Linked DNA regions of Mus musculus: region 1 is linked to region 2. A link is a loop called in an ENCODE intact Hi-C map of the cell type or tissue named here. Cell type or tissue: heart. All regions are shown on one strand. Each heading gives the region's core, and the rest is flanking DNA. Links, peaks and the distances in the headings are about the cores only.

The links. Peaks named below come from ENCODE experiments on the same cell type or tissue, not always from the same donor. Only the 100,000 strongest peaks of a DNase experiment are listed, where the experiment ranks them.
Region 1: a loop joins it to region 2, with 2.5 times the contacts of the local background. A loop is called at or near these places in 6 of 42 quality-filtered maps.

Annotation. Positions count from the first base shown.
Region 1 is chr11:90,165,315-90,170,696 of GRCm38, forward strand. No RefSeq gene overlaps it. Among named protein-coding and RNA genes, the nearest start is that of Gm11494, 24 kb to the left of the region's middle. In heart, for the core only: CTCF peaks have their summits at 2,620, 3,566 (motif pointing left) and 3,771 (motif pointing left); no DNase peak of the experiment used is centred there; H3K4me3 peaks cover 345 bases; H3K27ac peaks cover 344 bases.
Region 2 is chr11:90,103,215-90,108,596 of GRCm38, forward strand. No RefSeq gene overlaps it. Among named protein-coding and RNA genes, the nearest start is that of Gm34726, 24 kb to the right of the region's middle. In heart, for the core only: no CTCF peak of the experiment used is centred there; a DNase peak (open chromatin) is centred at 3,057; H3K27ac peaks cover 244 bases.

The DNA of each region.
Region 1 (5,382 bases), core at 80-5,079, 62 kb after region 2:
TATGGAAGACATAGGCATATTCCGACTGTCTCGGTTCTAATATCCCTGACAGGTCAGACAAGCTACACATCGTTATTTTGTACTCTAGAGAACTCTGGGCTGGAAAAGCAGCTGTTTAAATGGGAGTCCAGAAGAATAAAACTTCTAGAAAATAGTAGCAGATTCCATCTCCTCAGAACACCTGCAGGGAGCATCTGATCTGAAATGCTGTGCATTGAAAAGTCACGCCCACGATGTTGACCCTTACTGTGAACACCTACATCATCCCAGAGCCTAGAATGAAGGACTGTGTCAAATGTTCAAAGAAGTGAACTTCTCTAAACAGATAGGCAAAATGTAACCCGAATCAGCAAGCAAGCCAGGCAAAAATTATGTAGACAGGACACAGAAAACATGGGAGTTGCAAGAAAGACGCTTTGCCCTCCATGCAACCAGAAAGCTATTTTATCCCTGTGGTATAGAATGGCTGGTGAATGTTAAGTCAAGAGAACCTTCTACTCAAGTTTAAGTTGCCATCTCTATGGCATTATTGCACCCCCCCTCCCCATTGCTGCAAAACTGCTGTAAAAGAAGGGATAGCAGAAATCAAAAGTAATATTTAGAAAATATCCTGCAGCATTGACAAAGTCATGAAAACACTACAAGGTTCCATACCTGTGTTTTTTCCCATGAAAGTATCTTACATGTGTTTTAAAATAAAGGTGAGGACCGGTCCATTCACACTATTTACCCTGGAGTCCACATGAATGCTTCACTCCTAACCAAGGGAGAAACCCCTCTTCCTCATGGTGACAAATAGCCACACAAATGCCATCTCCTCAGCTTTGCCTGTCTAACCGTTGTCTACTGTGTTTAGCTCTTACTTGGGTCTTAGTCCAGAGTTCTGTGTTCTCTTCACAGATAATTATGGTTACATTCCATTTCTTAAACAGTTATGTCTACAACTGCCCATATTTATGAAAAACTGATGGTTTGTGGGAATAAAAAGCAGTCTATTCAAAGCAAGAGTTAGCTTTCAAGGGGACATATATATGGCTTTCTGTTTCTTGGCATTTGGTTCTCTTAATGTGTTATCCAATATGTAGTGTATGTAGTCACATTCTCTTCTTATCAAAGCGGGACGTTAAATAATAAGAAACCATTACTTCCACAGACCATAGAGAAGAGTAATGAGTCTATAGAAACAATGAAGACAACTGGAGACAGATGCATACACAAACTAAATGCAGAGGCATGAAAGGGTAGTGGCTGACGATACCTAAAAGCATCCCCCAAAATGTAGTGACTGACGCAGGTTAGGAAGAACTTGTGGGCAACTGGAAAGGGCGTGTGCAGAAGGAAGGTGTGTGAACTACAAGCGTCGAGACACACAAACAGCTGGAGTCTAAGGATGATGCACAAGGCAGCGTGATCTTGGGAAATCAGCAGGGGATGTGGGAAGAGCAGGCAATGATGCGACTGTGATGGTCTCCCCATGGCAGACGTCTTACTAGTCTGTGAGTGATGGAGATCCAACAAGGGTTGATAAACACATGAGTGACCAAAAAAAGTCTGATGCATCAGAAAGATGGGTTGGAAGGAGAAATCTGTGAGTTACAGCATATATAAACTATAGTTTAGCTCCATTGGTCATCACCGTCGATACTGAATGGAGTGTATCTTCTTTATTATGTGCCCCTGACTGCCTGAATCTAATGTTGAATTTGACTTGCAGAAGAGTATCCCGGATAGCACAATATACAACTCAATACAATATTCAGGAGCAATAGTTTCACATCGAGGAACTGGAATAATTGATCACTTTCATCTCAGACACCCCTGGGTCTCCACTGCCACGGGTAGTCTCTGTTCCCCAGCCGTATATGAAATGTATCCATTGCCTTTTTGTCAAAGCCTAGTGAAATTTGGAGATCCTGATTGGAGGGCGAATCGCAAAGCATTGTTGGTTTCCGAGAAAACTTTTTGTTTCTCCTTCCTCCCCAAGGCTTCCGGGCAGAGCTCCGGTTTCAGGTAGAAGGTAAGATGTAACTTCAACACCTCATCCCCCGAGAAGGAACCCCTAAGGTCTTCCTGGCAATGCTCTCAGTTGGCTCAACGAGGTAGTTAATGGGGTCCAGACAAAGCAATAAGTGAAGAAGATGCATTTGTCTAGAGGAGCTGTGTCCACACAGGCTAACTTATTTCACGGGAAAAGCATGTGAGTGGATATGCGTGTTCCTGTATGAAGAGTTCAGAGCTTGTCTTCAGGTATCTTGCTCAATATCCTCCATCTTAATTTTCCTAGGCAGCATCTCTCACTGAGCTAAAAGCTCATTGATCCATACAGCCTGACTGGTCAGCAAGCTCCTGGCTAGGGATCCTGCTGTCTCTGTCTTCCCAGCTCTGGATTAACAGGCACAAATTGCTGCGCACGGCTCTTTAGTTACGTGGATGCTGGGAATCTGATGTGGGTCCTCGTGCTTATGTGACAAGAACTTTACCAAATTTTTGAGCCATCTCCCCAACTCAATCCAAAGTGTTTTTTAAAACCCAGTAAATGAGTTATGAATTGTTGAGCAAATTGGGGGTGGGAGATGGCTTTTCCAAAGGAACAGTACTCTGCTCACTCTCGCCCTCCAATGGGCGTTTCTTGGTACTGCAGTCAGGAGAAGCCTGAAGAGGCTGATAATGCCTCAACCCACATCCTCTTTTTATCTTCAGACTAAATAGCGCCCGTGAGCAACCTCTCCTGAAGGTTTTCTCAACACAGGAGAGGAAATAAAGACGATAGGAGAGTCGGGGTGGCTCAGCCAAGATATTTGTGCCAGAAGAGGAATTCACACCTACATGTCCTATTCTTTGTCCAAAACTCAGATACAGTCCTTGGCATGCAAAGTAATCGCCTCCCCCACTCCTCCCCTGCCCCAGCACCTCAGCAGAGAAACTCAAATCAACAGAGCTATAGATTTTAGACTCTCTGGGATAATCTCAACCACTTGTGACAACACCTCCATAATGGTCAAACGATGGGACTGATTTGTGAACACGCCAGTGTGACAAACCCTTGTCGCAGGTCTGCTGGGCCTGACCTGAGGCTGGGAATGAGGGTAGAGTGAGTAATTACTGTCTGAGGCCTCCACAGTCCAGACAGCAAGGCACCCTAGAATAACAGTTTGTGTGTGCTCTAGTCCTGGGCTGTGCAGGGTTCTGAGATTCAGAGGCCAGGAAGCTGAACCGCGAAGGGAACCATTTAGGATTCAGAACTGTGGCCAGGAGCTTTTCAGAGGAGGAAGAAAGGACAACCGAAGCAAGCTGGGAAACTGGTGACACGGGAGGGAGGGAGCCAGTTTTCTGGGGCCAAGTGGGCATAGCCTAGTTTTGCCAGCTCTACTGGGCCAAATATTTTCTTAGGATAGACCCAAGGTTTCCAAACCCGAGTTTGTATAGTTAGAACCCAGCGATCTAGTTAAAGTTGGCTTATTTTGTTTCCTGACATTAAAAAAAAATAATAAATAATAATAAAAAAGGCTAAACAGCAAAATTCTCACTCAGAGGGCGCCCTCTCTTGGTAGAAGATCACACATAGCCTTCTTTCTAAAAAACATATTTGCCTCTTGTACACTAACACATACACACACACACATCCAGATTAAAATCTACAGTTTGTTTTGGGGTTTTTTTTGAAGGGGGGTGGCTGGAGAGATGGCTTAGTGGTTAAGAGCACCAACTGCTCTTCCAAAGGTCCTGAGTTCAATTCCCAGCAACCACACGGTGGCTCACAACCATCTGTAAAGAGATCTGATGCCCTCTTCTGGTGTGTCTGAAAACAGCTACAATGTGCTCATATAAATAAAATAAATCTTAAAAAAAAAATCTACAGTTGTATCCTTGCATCATCTTAAAAAGATAGCAGCCCTCTAGAGAGATCCCTTCAGTGGGCAGTAGGAGATGAGGGAGAAAATGGCCTAGACTAGAGAACAAGATTCCACAGGCTTCTGATCTGGAGCCTTTGAGCCTCTGTTTATGCAATTAGTGTGAGATGTACTAAAAAACCTAAGTCCCTGCTTCCCTGGACAGTCCTGGGCTTCTAAATTTATGGCTTGCCGTATCTTGGCTGACTATAAAGTGCTTGGTTACTCGGGCCATGTTTGCAGGAGTTGATGACTCTGACTCTAGCAGAGAATCTGCCCCAGGAGAAAAATATTGTTTCTGGCTGTGGCCGCTATAGTCTCTGATTTTCCACAGCGGCCAGAGATAATTGGCCCAAATGATTTCCCCTTTTCCTCCTTCTCACGATTTTCTCACAGTAAAAGGCCTGTTTGGAGACGGTAAATAACTGGCCTGTACCCAGCAGGACTGCAGCGGGCTGCAGAGGTTGCACCCTGACGCCCACTCAAACCCGCAAAGCTCCTGAAGAACAAATATGAAAGATGCGTTTTGGGTACAGCGAGGGATTTTTGAGGACATCTTACTGAAGGGCTTTCATACTTTTTCTAGCTTGCGTTGAAATGGGTTAGATGTATTCAGGATAGGCCAGATGATAAGAGTCCGGAAGTGAGCTTGTGGTGTGGCGGTTTCTTAGGATTTGGAAATTCCCCGCACAGTTTATTCCAGCAAGTGCCTAACACTAGGGAAGACCAGTACAGTAGCTGCGCGGGGAGATTGGACCCGGTTGCGATCGGCTGGAGGTCATATCAAGAAAAGACAACTTACTGTTTCAATTGCTACCCAAAACGTCATTGCTGGCATAAAGAATCGGGGAACTAGGAACATACATTACCATCCAGAACCTGTTATTGTCTATCGTCGGGTTTCCTGCTCCCAAAGGGAAGGAAAAATCCGACCACAATGCTAAGGTTTACCTGGCTTGTGGTCTCCTGATGCCCTCTCCTGGCCAGTATGGCACAGTGCGGCTGTTTGCATGGAGAATAGCGCTGTGTGTGTGGAGCTAGTAAGTGTTAAATGATAGTAAGAGAAAAAGAAAGACCTGGGATAAGAAAGAGGGAAAGAGTCAGGGCCCAGGGACACGGGCTTATAGGACAACACACAAGTCTGAGTCCACAGAGCTTAATATAGTGCAGCTAGAAGGCCAAGAAATGTATAATAAAATACAGCCCTTAGTATTTGCAGATAATAAAGTGGATTCATGAATAAGAGAGCAGGGGAGAAAGGAAAAGAAAGCATGGGAGGGAGGGAGGGAGGGAGGGAGGGAGGGGAGGAGGGAAGCAGGAGCACTGGAGTAACTGCCCCAAACTGCATTTTTCTCCCATCTGTCTTCTGAATAGAAAGATATGGGTGTGCTCATCATCTGAAAGATTTTAATATCATATAAATCCTCCAGATATGTTTTGAAGACTTTATGTTTGAGTCACCAGAAAAGCTAGCCACACACTTCTGTGGAGT
Region 2 (5,382 bases), core at 253-5,252:
ATGTGGAGGTCAGAGAAAAACTTGTGGAAGTCTGTTCTCTCCTTCTAGCATCTGGGGTCCTAAGGAATGGACTCAGGGCTTCAGACTTGAAGACACATGCTTTTGGCAAGAGTCATATTGCTAGGCCATTTGTAGAAACTAGAAAAACCACATACATGTCATTTCTGGCAGAATTTGATACACTTTATAATTATGAAAGGTCCTTTTAAATCCTAGATAAGGATGAGAAGAGAAAAAAAAAAAAAAGAAGCCGAGTGGATCAGATTACACTTTCTCCGTTCTCTGCTGTTGCAGGGCCAACCACCCCAAGACTGCTGACTTAAAGCAATAGCCATTACCAACTGCATGGTTTCTGTAAGTCAGAAGTCCAGGCCTAGGGCCCAGGAGGATAGCATCACCAATAAAGAGCTTGCCTTGCAAACACAAGAATCAGAGTTTGGTCCTCAGAACTTGTGGGGGGGTAGGGGTGGTAGAAAATACAGGTATGGGAGCATACACTTTTATATTAAATTTTCTATGGGATAAATTTGCAACATGTGTCTCTGTTCCATCTTTGCTTTTCCTTCCTTCCTCTCTCTTAGGAAAAGTAGAACAAAAAATTAAGAAAGTTAAAAAAATTCTATAAAACAAAACTCAAAACAGTTAAGGGACCAATAAAATACATACACACACACACACACACACACACACACACACACACACACACACACACTCACACACACATCAAAGAGTCCACAGAAATACCATTGAGTTCATGTTGTGTTTGGCCAACTACTCCTGGGTATGGGTCCTGCACTGGAATGTGGTTGATACGCTCAGTGACAATTGTATTGGAGAAAACTGATTTTTCCCACTGCCAGCCAATGGGCATCAATTACAAATAGTTTCTTGGTTAGGGGTGGGATCTCACATCTACTTCCTTCTTGCAGATTATAATACACATTTGTAATTGCATCTTTAGGGAGGCAGAGACAGGCAGATGCTTAGGATTCTCTGGCTACCCAGCTTAGCTAGCTTGGTTAGTTCCCAACCAGTCCTGAAAGAAAATAGAAGAAGCCTTTCTCAGTCCTGAATAGCTTTTGACAGTTAATGGTTGCAGGGCTGGGGAGTAATCTGTCTTTAGTGGTATCAATACTGATAGATTGCCCATGCTCCGGGAAATATACTACATATACCTACACATGCCCATTCAAGCAACCCTAATTAAACTCAGGGACACACACAAGCATAGCATAGCACAGCACAGCACAGCACAGCACAGTATGACATAGCTAGGTTCCTGAGCTCTGACTTCTCTCAGCTCTTAAAGACTGTTCTTTGGTTCTAGAAGCCACTCTCATGACCTTGCTACTTGGCCTCTCTCGTCAAAGTCTGTGACTTGTCTTCAAAGTCACGTAATAATAATAATAGAAGCAACAAAGTGAATCCTGTATTAAATTCCCTATTTCCACAAGACTAGAGTTTTTGAAGGAGTCTTCTGCCAGATAAACTGTATGTGTTGAAGATGGCAGAGCTGGAGCCGTGGACCTACCCAAGCTCCTTAGAGTCCAGAAGATAGTGAGTGACCTAGTTAGTATACAGTCTTACTCCATGGTTCCTGCCTCCAGGTTCCAGTCCTGACTTTCCTTAATAATGGATTGTGACCTTGGAAACACATGCTGAAATCAACTCTTTCCTCCCACAAGATGGTTTTGGTCAGAGTGGTTTATCCCAGCACCCTAATGAGTTGCCAAGCTTTCTCCTACCTACTTCATGTCACACAGAGCATTAAAAATGCTGTCACATATTTAATATCTAGGGCCATTGTTAGCATTCAGTCTAAACTCCACCTCACAATTACCTGGCAACAGCCAGGTAGGCCTGACCCACCATAAAAGGGGCTGCTTGCCCCCTCCTCCCTCTCTTACTCTTGCCTCTCTCTCTCTCTCTCTCTCTCTCTCTCTCTCTCTCTCTCTCTCTCTCTCTCTCTCTCTCTCTCGTGTCTTGCTCCTCCTCTCTCCATGTGGTCATGGCCAGCCTTACTTCTCTACTCTCTTCCTCTCTCTGCCTTTCTCTACCTCTACTACCCTCGTAACTCCCCTCCCTATGCCCTAAATAAACTATTCTATACTATACCGTTGTGTGGCTGGTCCCTCAGGAGGAAGGGATGCCTCAGCATGGGCCCACTGAGGCACCCTCTTCCCCAACATCTCACCACGCCCCCACAGAACATTTCTTATACCTCTTTATCTTTTTTATAAACATCAGTCATTAAATGAGTCAGCTCACAAGTGAAGTCTACTGACTAGAGCTCTCCATTCCTGAACCAGCTTTAGGCCCTCATTAGTACATCCACACACCACTAGCCTATTTCCACATACAGATTTGGAAACTTTTCTTGACTTAATCAGCTACTGAGTATCATAAGGTGTTCAGCTAATAACTATTTTCTGAATGTTCATTTCACACCCAAAGCTGAGCCTGAACATTAGGAAAACAGGTGAGGAAAACACCATTATCACTGAAAAAGCATCACACTTCAGATGCCTAGGGCTCTCTGGCTGGCCAGGCTAGCATACTTGGCTAATTCAAGTGAATCTCTATTGTTAGGATAGAGAAGCATGGCCCACCACACATCCCTAACTTAGGAAAATCTGATTCATAATGTTTATTTGACATACTGGTGGAGGAAATTGGAAGGGCAGCAGGTACAGATGTGCAGAAACTAGGATCAACAATTTTACCATGAAGAAATTGCAACAAGAAATACGCACCCAGGCTACACACCTGCCAGCCAGTCTGGTTTCCTTAACTGCAATGCATGCGATTAAAATCCCACTGTAGGCTCTGCTTTCAATTGCCCCATATCACCCATGACTCTATTGTGTTAACTTATCCTCCCTAGTAATTACCATTGTGTTTAGTAATCAACAGTACTGATTTACGCAAGCTACTTTCAAGTCAATCACTCTAGCACTTGAAAACAATAGCTTTGAATGGAGTTATTTCCTGGGAGAATGTTAAACGTTTCCGAGTTCAGATAGCCAAGGAAAGGCGGTTCCCCGCATGCAAGGAAAGAGAATGAAATGCTTTCTGGCAGCTGGACCAAGATAAAGTGTTCAGACAAGTCCTGTAGTGGGTTGGGAGTGAATGGGAGTAACTTGTTGTTTCCTGCCTAAAAGTGTACTGTTGGATACATTCAGCTTCTTTATAAAGCATGCCTCTAATTGCTGATATAAATCCTGATAGAGCCCCTCAAGGGATCAGACATAACTTTTAGCCATTCTGTCTGCAAACAATAGCAGGGCTGTGAAGGAAAGGTAGCTGGTGCGAATGACTTGGAGGGGAATTTGCTGGGGTCTGATTTATTGGCTAAGTTTCACGGTGCTCAGCTACCTACTCAGGAGTCTAGTTTCTAATCTCGGGTCTTTGATTTGCAAGGTCAGACTCTAAAGTCTCACGTATCAGACTCCAGGCTGACTCTGAAGTCTGTGTGTCACACGGTGATAGACGGTGTGTGATTTCCTAGCATAATTTAACAGGAAGTGGAAACCTGCCCTTGCTTAGGGAAAACCATGTGTTGAGTGCTTTTCGTTCTCTAAATGGATATGTAAAGAAGAAAACCTTTAAGTCAACACAAGTAGCTTCTGAAGACCTTCCCAAACCTGGGTGAGCAAAAAAGGGAGAGACTTCTTGCCTGTGGCTCAAGAAGGACTTTTACAAGGTGGTTCTTGGGAACATAGCCCAGGAAAAGGCTCAAGGGAGAATCAAATGTGAGATCTAGACACTGATTTAAACAGTGACCTGAGCAACAAGGAGTTTGGGTTTGTGAAGAAAGTGACTGGGAGCCACAAGAGTCCTTCCAAGACCTTCCCACCTTTTCTTACCCTAGACTTTCCTCCTAGAATTCCAGCAAGGGTCCCCATCGGCTCCTCCACAGGTGCCTGAGAGAATCTCCATAGGTGTTTGATCGTGTCCACTTACAGACATTTTTTAAAAAAGATTTATTTATTTCATATACATTAATATTAATTTAATATACATGCATATATACATAATATAATAATACATAATTCTACTTAATATACATATTTAATATATAAGTACACTGTCACTGTCTTGAGACCCACCAGAAGAGGACATCAGATCCTTACAGATGGTTGTGAGCCTCCATGTGGTTGTTGGGAATTGAATTTTTAGGACCTCTGCACATTTCGGTCAGCCCCACTCACTCCAGTCAACTCTGCTCGCTCAGTCCCTGCTTGCTCTGGTCCAAAGATTTATTTATTATTATACATAAGTATGCTGTAGCTGACTTCAGACACACCAGAAGAGGGCGTCAGAGCTCATTACAGATGGTTGTGAGCCTCTATGTGGTTGCTGGGAATTGAATTCACATCCTCTAGGAAGAGCAGTCAGTGTTCTTAAGCATTGAGCTATCTCTCTATCCACCACCATCCCCCCTTTACAGACATTTTAACATGACTATATCTTTCTTCAACAGGAGTAATTAAATAAGATACTGAAAATTTTTATCCTGTGAAGTCTAGTTTACCTTTAAGTCCACCTAACCTGGTGTAGTTGAAATATCTTCTATTGAAAATCTTTTTCCCTTAGGGTTTAATCCTTGAAAAATAAATAAAACATCAGAAAAGCAAACCAATTGTTCTAGTTAGCTTTTTATCAACTTACCACAGAGTCGTCTAGAAAGAGAGAACGTGCGCTGAGATCATGCCTTCATCAGATTGGCCTGTGGGTCATTTTCTTATCCAATGACTAGTGTGGAAGGGCCCAGCCTACTGTGGATTGTGTCACCCCTAGGTAACAGCCTTGGGCTGTAAAAGAAAACAGGCTGAGTGTAATACCCAAAATTAATCTATAAGCCCCACCTGCCCCAGGAACCAGGTAACTTCCTAGAATGCTGGGAGTTGTTGTTCTCAGAAAAAAACAAAGCCTCATGGGAAAGTATATAGGTTTGTCCTTATAAACTCCTGCAACATGAGGCTCAAGGGTATTCTCAACTGGAAAATTCCAGGGAGTGGTCCTGACCAAAAGTCCATCCCTTGATCAGTACTTAATATTCCCAAATTTGGCCCAAAATGGTGGAGTCAGTTTTTCTAGCAATTCTCTGGATTAACACTAAGCGAGCCATTAAGAGCAAGCCAGCAAGTAGCATTTGTCAATTGCCTCTGCATCGGTAGGAACTGAAGGACCTTCCTCACAAATGAGATTAGTGTTTTTCAGGAAAACAAAACAAGAGAACCAAAAGGAAAAAGCAAGCAAACAAAAGAACTTGAGAAAGCTTGCTCATCCCTGCCTCAAAAGGACACAGCTAAAAGGTACCATCATTGAGAAGGTCTAGCCCCTCAGTCTCTTGGCAGCTTGACCTTGAACTCTCCACCT